2 separate regions of the Homo sapiens genome follow, and region 1 is linked to region 2. Evidence: read pairs that join two places in POLR2A ChIA-PET (ENCODE). Cell type or tissue: MCF 10A. All regions are shown on one strand.

What was found. ChIA-PET counts read pairs that join two places held together with the same protein. Peaks named below come from ENCODE experiments on the same cell type or tissue, not always from the same donor. Only the 100,000 strongest peaks of a DNase experiment are listed, where the experiment ranks them.
Region 1: POLR2A ChIA-PET joins it to region 2 with 12 read pairs; 6 of 35 experiments call an interaction of 5 or more read pairs at or near these places.

The regions. Positions count from the first base shown.
Region 1 is chr3:31,878,400-31,882,399 of GRCh38, forward strand. It overlaps OSBPL10 (oxysterol binding protein like 10), which reads right to left. Exons shown (of 12, transcript NM_017784.5): 2 at 1,256-1,431. Among named protein-coding and RNA genes, the nearest start is that of OSBPL10, 100 kb to the right of the region's middle. In MCF 10A, CTCF peaks have their summits at 1,872 and 2,071; DNase peaks (open chromatin) are centred at 1,812 and 2,482.
Region 2 is chr3:31,967,324-31,971,323 of GRCh38, forward strand. The region is part of intron 1 of OSBPL10 (oxysterol binding protein like 10); the gene reads right to left. Among named protein-coding and RNA genes, the nearest start is that of OSBPL10, 12 kb to the right of the region's middle. In MCF 10A, no CTCF peak of the experiment used is centred here; a DNase peak (open chromatin) is centred at 1,818.

The sequences.
Region 1 (4,000 bases), 89 kb before region 2:
GGAATGCACACTGCATGAATCTCAAGAGAACATGAATCTTATCACATTCCTGAAAGTTTTTTATCAACTATAGACATTTTTACTTCCGAGGTTTTTGGATTGTTTTATAGATTCTGAAATATGACTTGTATATAGATAATAAACATTAGCTTATTCCATCTCTTGGGTAGTGAAGCTTGGCAGAAGAATGGTGAAAACTGGGCTGAGAGGTGAGGAATGTAGTCCCTCAGTCTGACTTTGCAGAGGCAACTGATCATGGTCACGAACAGATAGCAAGCAGCCGTTTCTTCATACTTAGCTCTTAGTCAAAAGAAAATGTTACATTAAAAAAGGCAGAATTTTCAACCACCTCTCAATACTTAATACATACTACTTTTCCTCAGGACTTGATAAATAATATAGACTCTGCGTGTCCATGTGTGTGTGTGTGTGTGTGTGTGTGTGTGTGTGCATGCACTTGTGGGCATTTAGATTTGTTGTTTCATTTCATTATTTTATTAGAAGAAAAGTGGCAGAAGAATCACAGCAATGCAACCATGACAGATCCTGGTAGAATGATCTAGCAATCAAATTACACTGCAATTTTATTACAAGTCTGACATTTCTGTGCGATGGATGTGTCTTGAGGGTGAATACTGGACTCCCTGGAAAGTCATCCTCATTTCCGGGATGCTGGGCAGGTATCCATTTTCTTTTTTTTCTTTATTAAAGCAAAGATATCCATTTTCAAGAAGCAAAGAGAAGGGAAGAAAGCATACAAAGGGACATTAACTCCATTCCAGTTGGCTTCTCACCAGGCTCTACGACAGTGGATTGAACAAAACTCAAAGGGGCACTTTACTAAGAAACGGTTCTAGAGAAACTTTGGGGGGAAAACACTAGGACCCTTAAAGGTCTTTTTTTGCCCTTATAGCACAGCCCTCACAGGGCACTGTAGTGAAGATTCATACTATTACGTCAAAGAGAATATACTGAGCTAACACTTAAGATCTTCGAAGTCCTAAGGCGCGCTGCTTTGGGAATCACTCACCTTTCCTTTGTCCTTAATTCCTCAGTTAATTAGGACAAGTAATTCCTAATGTCAGCTCCATCTCCCCACCCCAGGGATAAGAGAGGCAATGTGTGTCACCACAGAGTCCTCCAAACACAGCAAACTGTCAAAGGCAATTTAAAAAAACAAAAAATCAAAAAACAAGAGAGCCATCACCATAGCAACTAGAGGCCTGTCTGAAAAGTTACTGGGAGAAGAACGCACCTCTCAGTTTAAACATCTCTCCATTAGCAGAGTACACCACCAGCATGTGGGGAGCTTCATCGCTCAGGGACACTATGGCTCCAGATAAAGACAGGACTCCTCGAGGCTTCTGGTGTTTGCTTTGCTCATTCACAAAATACTGCAGGATGCCAGCCTCGAAATCCAGTACGAAGTACCTGCACAGAGAAACCACAGTACATCATTTTTCTCTCCTACCCTATTCTGCACAGCAAAGCAGAAAAAAGCAAAGTGATCCAGAAGTCAACATCAAGACTCCACATCCATGAAGCTGGAAACCAAAAGTCCCTCCCAGATGCCCATAGAAGTTAGCCTGAGTAGGGAGAGAGCACTGGATTCTTAAATCAGAGTGGCGCTCATAATGGGGCACTTGTGGGCAAGGGCCAGGACCACTCAGGATTTGGTGCCATGCCCACACTTCACCCAGTACCCATGGATACCACATTAAACCTCAGAATGACAGAGACTGGCAGAAGCATTGCAACACAGCCTCTTGCAACATGCTCCACATGAATTCACAGGAACAGTTGAAATTCACAAGGCCTCCAGGAGAGGTAGTTTCACACCCAGAGAGCAGCAGCAAGCTTGGTCTCCAACTTCCTGCCAGTGGCATGGGTACCATAAGGAGCCTGAGCACCTGGCAGCATCTGTCAGGGAACTGGAGGTGCTTCTGCAACCATCTGGACACGCTCTAGCAGGCCCATTCACACGAAGGCAAGGAATCCCCCTGCTCTGGGACGTTGAAATGCCACTGAACTCTACATCCATGGTAAAAGAAGAAGAACTCCAATTTGCTTAAATCACACAATGAATCTTTGTAGCCAAATATCTGGCCTGTTAATTTTCTCAAGCTATTACCTAGGAAGTAGTCAAGACAATTTCCCCTTCTCCACCAGGAGGGAAATGTCTTCACCTGAGCCTCAGATTCTTACTGTGGCCTTGAGGCCCGCCCCTGCTGACTTTTCTACCTTCTCACTTCATCTTCCACTGACACTAGTCTTTTCTCTCTTCCTTCATAGTCACCAAGTTGCCTCCTGCCACAGGACCTTTGCACATGCTGTTCTTGCTGTCTGGAGCAGTTACTCAAAGTGTGGTCTGCAAATTTTGACGGTCTACAAACTGTTACCAGTCCACCACACCCTTTTGAAACATTTCCTGCATTTGGCTTTGTTTCAATATCCAAATGCATAGATCAGTTGGACAAGTCTCAACAGTTCAGAAGTTGTCAAACACACGTGGTCCACACAAGCTACATACTAGTCATGAACCAATGACAGTGCAATTGGCAGATGGAGTGAAGCAGGTCCTTCACCATAGATAGTTTGAAAAACACTTGCCCAGAATGCTACTCCCCCTGCCTGGAATATGGTTCCTACCCCTTCTTGCCGTGTCAAGTTCTCCTGACCGGGTCAAATATTCTTTCTTGCAGCACTTTGAAATGCTCCCTCATGGTACTGGCCCCATTTGAAGTCTACATTTGTGTGATTATCTGATTCAATGACTGGTTTCCCCACTAGACTACACTCTGCGGAAGTGGAAAGTGTTTTCCTCCCCACAGCGCCCAGCAGTGTGCCTGATAGTTCATTGCTACTCAGTTAGCACTTGTGCAAGGAATGAATAAAGAAAAAAACCTACTAAATCCCACGTTTCTCCATCCATGCATCAAAGCACCCGGGTCATACAGTGAACTGATAGAGGCAATGCAACATATTTTACATTTTTTGAGGGATACATGGCGAGACTCAACATACCGTCTGTACTACCAACTCAGGGACTTTTCACAGTTTTAACATTATATTGCACTACACTCCTTTTGATGCCATCATATTTTTGCAAAGAGTTTCAGCAGGTGCTACGATTTAAAAAAAAACATCAACGTAGAACAGGAAAAGAGAACAGCAATGTCCAGTATGATTCCAAGGTTTGAGAAGCTGTGCAGTACCCACAGGTACACACATCCCATTAATAAGTAATTGTGGTTATTTAAGAAACTAAAATATTTTTCTTTCAATTGATATTATTTTTTCAAATAGCTACTGAGTTGTTTAGACATAAATATGTATGAGGTTGTTTGGAACTAACCACTTAAAAAATGAATCTGTTAGATACTTATTTTAACCTAGAAGCACCAACAACCAGCAAAGTTCACAAACCTCTAAATTATTCTCACAATAACCCAACAGAATAGATGTTATCCCCACATTATACGTATCCTGAGACTTGAAGGAATTTAAAATCCAAGTTCAACTCTTCTGTGTCCAAAGTTCAGGCTCGGGTCCACTCCAGCAAACTGAAACTCCTTGATTCTCACTCAAGTCCTTCCTTGTAACTTCTCCATATCACTTCTCCAGGACCTATTTACATACTTCATTCTCCAAATCTCCCTGTTCCAACAGAGATAATGAAGCTGAAAGCTCCTTTGCCTGGCAGTAGAGGTCCCTACTTATGGCCCCGGCAAGGGAGCAAGTCGCAGCCATCTCATTAGCACATGACTGCCCGGGTGGCAGTCCTCCAAAGCTCCAATTCCTCTAAGAAATCGTCCACTTTGAATTATTTTTAATATTTCAGATGGTCTGGCCAAGACTACTATCTATTTTACTCTTCTTCCCTCTCATCTCTCAAGTCATTCTAATAACGGTATTTCTGGTTCTCATGAACAGCGTGGATAAACGAAGACGCAAAAATGTGTCAGAACCAGGGCTATTCAAAGTGTGATCCCCAAGCCGG
Region 2 (4,000 bases):
TGGCCTCAAGCGATCCTCCTGCCCTGGCCTGTAGTAGCCCCAGCCACTTGGGAGGCTGAGGCAGGAGGATCGCTTGAACCCAGGAGGTTGAGGCTACAATGAGCTGTGATTGCACCACTGCACTCCAGCGTGGACAACAGAGCAACACCCTGTCTCAAAAAAATGAAAAAAAAAAGTTGCTTATAAATGGTAATTCATTATAATTTTCCTATGTTGGAGTAATGAGGAAACAAGCAATGTTTCCCACTTCATCTCATTTATAAATGAAAGAGACAGTTGACATTTATATTACGATGAAACAACTTAATAGGGAAAGGATAAAAACAGTGAAAGGATAAAAACAAATCTCCCAAACCTTTGGTTTAATGGTCCTTTCATAAGCTGCAAATATGCTGGCTTTACCTATTTGCTCACAGGCACTCACACACTCAGGCAATTTCATTGTAGTTAATCTCTGGAATTGCCTAACAATCATTTTTATCACACCTGGGCATCTTCTAAACCAGTCTGGATGAAGCTTCAAGAATGGATGCTTCAGTGGCCACATTAGAAGACTAGAATTAAGGCAAATTGGATAATGTTTATTAGATATATGCTCTATTCGGTGATTAAGTATATAGTGCACACCCCAAGGTTTTTGTTTTGAATAGGTCAAGTGAATTTTTGTTAATCTTTCAATATAATTTCAAATTTACAGAGAAGTTACACAAATAATACAAATAAGTATTTACTATTAAAGAACTATTAACATTTTACCACAGTTGCTTTATTATTTTTTCTTTCTGTGTGTATTTCTTTCTGTAAATAGCCAACATAATGCCCCTTTACCCTTAAATACTTCAGTGCGTAAATGTTAAAATAAATACTTGACATGGATACAGTACTATTATCAAATCTGTAGACTTTATACAAATGTTGTCAATCATGTCATTTATAGAAAAAAAAATCGGATCACAAGTTACATGCAGTTGTTACACAAAAGAATTCAAAGTCTTAAACTAAGAAAGGAAGCAAAAACAAAAAAGGAAACAAAACAAAAATATCAAAAATACCAATAACACTACAATGCTGGAAAGGAAAAGGAAGCAAGCCTTCAGATAAACAGAAATTCAGACCATTCCATGACATGAATCACTGCAATTTAGTTTCATCCAAGTTAGGTCATGCTTTGCTTCTATTTTGAAGGGGAAAAAAAAAAAAAAAACACTTTACCCAGACTTAAACTTGATTTCCCAGATACAAGTTTGGTCTACTTTCTTTGATACAAAGATTTTCTGAAGCATACCTTTACGTTCAACCCATAAAAATGGCCTATCCTATTAATCAACATGAGAAAGAAAACATGCCATTCTGGCTTTTAAGACCATCTTCCTGAATTTTAGCTGACTTCGAAGCAATCATGTAAACTGATCTTTGACATAAAAATTCCAGTTACAGGAAATTCCAAATTAACTAAACAACTATAATAGTGTTATGATGTACTTTGGGCCAAGGTATCAGCTGCAGACTTCTCATAAAAAGAAAAAGGCACTCATTAGCCAAGCTAATAAAAATTACCACAAAGAAATTTGCTGGAGCAAAGAGAGGAATCAATATGAAATGCTATATAATGAATGTACGACAAATGCTCTCTCAACGGCACGTACTAGCACAAATGGGTTTTTGTTCTGTTAAACTTTTTAGAGACGAGGCCACTAAATGAGTCTGCTGCAGTACACACACAAAAAAGTTCTGTGCTGTGTGGTTAGCCAAGGGGATCAAGAAGCCCATTGTTAAGGTATTAGTAATAGGGTGGAACTCAGACACACAAGAATCCCAAAAGCAAAGTACATTCCGCAAACGCATGATCCTATTTCAGCCAAAGTCCACACTCTGAGGTTAATGAATTGGGAGGCCTCTGCATAAATCAAGACATCTGTCAGCACTTACAAATAATCACAGGGCCAAGGAACCCCTCATCCATCCCCTAAACACTCAGGCAGAGAAAGGACAGGCCAGGCAAGGAAAGTCATTCCTAAGGACCAGCCCAGAGGTGGCAAGAGTTGGCAAGGTTGTCTAAAGAGAAAGCTCTACACTTACAGCTCTGGAACAGTTAGGGTTTTGGAAGAGGAAAAACCACCGAACACAACCCATGCACAGAAAGATATTCTGCCCAAAGGAGGGCTACAACATCACTCGTTAAAACACGGGGCTTCGCTGGGCACGGTGGCTCACGCCTGTAATCCTAGCACTACTTTGGGAGGCTGAGGTGGGTGGATTAGTTGAGGTCAGGTGTTCACGTAATGAGGTCGGATTACTTGAGGCCAGATTACTTGATTACTTGAGGCCAGGTCAACCTGGCCAACATGGTGGAAACCTCGTCTCTACTAAAAATACAAAAAATTAGTCAGGCATGGTGGCAGGCACCTGTAATCCCAGCTACTCCGGAGGCTAAGGCAGGAGAATAGCTTGAACCTGGGAGGCGGAGGTTGCATTGAGCCGAGATCGCACCACTGCACTCCAGCCTGGGCGACAAAGCGAGACTCCGTCTCAAAAAAACAAAAAAAGAAAAAAAAAAAACACGAGGCCTCTTCTTTGGAAAGGCCATGGAGAGAAAGAGTATGCGGGGGTGGGGGGCGCGGGGCAGGAAATGATTATCTTGCAGTGGAATTAGCTGGTCCTAGTTTACCCTAAGCCAAAGCCCTCAGTAATCTCATCTATAAAATGAAGGGGTAGGAGACCAAGTTCTTTCCAGAGAAAAAGAAAACACACTTTGAAGTCCGAAAATTCCGTGCTCCACAATTTATTAACTGTGCAGTCTATGTCACTCTAGGCCTCAACATCTTCACCTGTAAAACTGCGATTCTACCTGCATCAATTAGGGTTAGATCTGACTGAGACTCGGGGCTTGCAAAAGAAGCATATTCCTCCCCCTCCCCACAAGGAAAATTCCAGAGGTTGCAGCTAGGATTTATGAGGTGGCTTTGATCCACAAAGTCCTCTGAGGCCAGATTTCTTCTGTCTCCATGGCCTTCATCCCAGTCACCTCGAGGTTCAAGACGGCTGCTGAAATTCCAGCCATCATTTCCATATTCTAGTTTTGGCCAGCATGTCTATATTCCAACAGGAAAGGAAAAGGTAAGAAGAGTACAAAGAAGGTTCCAGGAAATTACTATGTGACAACTCTGCGCTTACATCCAGATTATAATCTCATCACCATCCTAGTTGCAAGGAGGGGGAGGGATGAAAATACAGTTTTATTTTTGACAGCCATGCATCCAGCTAAAAACTGGGGTCTATAGCTACAGGAAAAGGGGAGAATGGATAGCTTTGCAACACCCACCTCCATCTCATTTTAAAGATTAAATTGGATAATATACGTAAAGTGTCTGATGCTTCGTGGACCCACAAATACACAGGGCCAGCGTTCCCCTTGTGGTAACACAGACATTTTGTGATCTGTGGTCTCAGCGGCTTAAGAGCTTCTTCAGAAAGTAGCCTTTTTTTAGCCTAGTCTGTCTTTTACAGTCTCATCTCTGGCCACACTCCACATACAACCTGCATTCCAGCCATACTAAACCTATCTCCTTTCATGCCTCCAAACATTTGTACTCACAGAGCCTTCTACCAGGGACGCCCTGCTGAAGCCTTTGTCTGCATGATGAACTCTTCTCTTCAACATTCTAGAAGGTCTTCCTCCACCTGCGACTTCTGCCCTTTATTCCCAAGTGGAGCAGCTGCTCCCACTCCCAGGTGCTTCCTCTGCAGTAGCACTCACCACCTGTACTGCTGCATCTAATGAGTTGGTTTTTTTTTTCTGTTTTTTTTTCTTTTTTCTTTTTTTTTTTTTTTTTTTGAGCTGGAGTCTTGCTCTGTCGCCCAGGCTGGAGTGCAGTGGCACAATCTTGGCTCACTGCAACCTCTGCCTTCTGGGTTCAAGCGATTCTCCTGTCTCAGCCTCCCAAGTAGCTGGGATTACGGGCGCATGCCACCATGCCCGCTAATTGTTGCATTTTTAGTA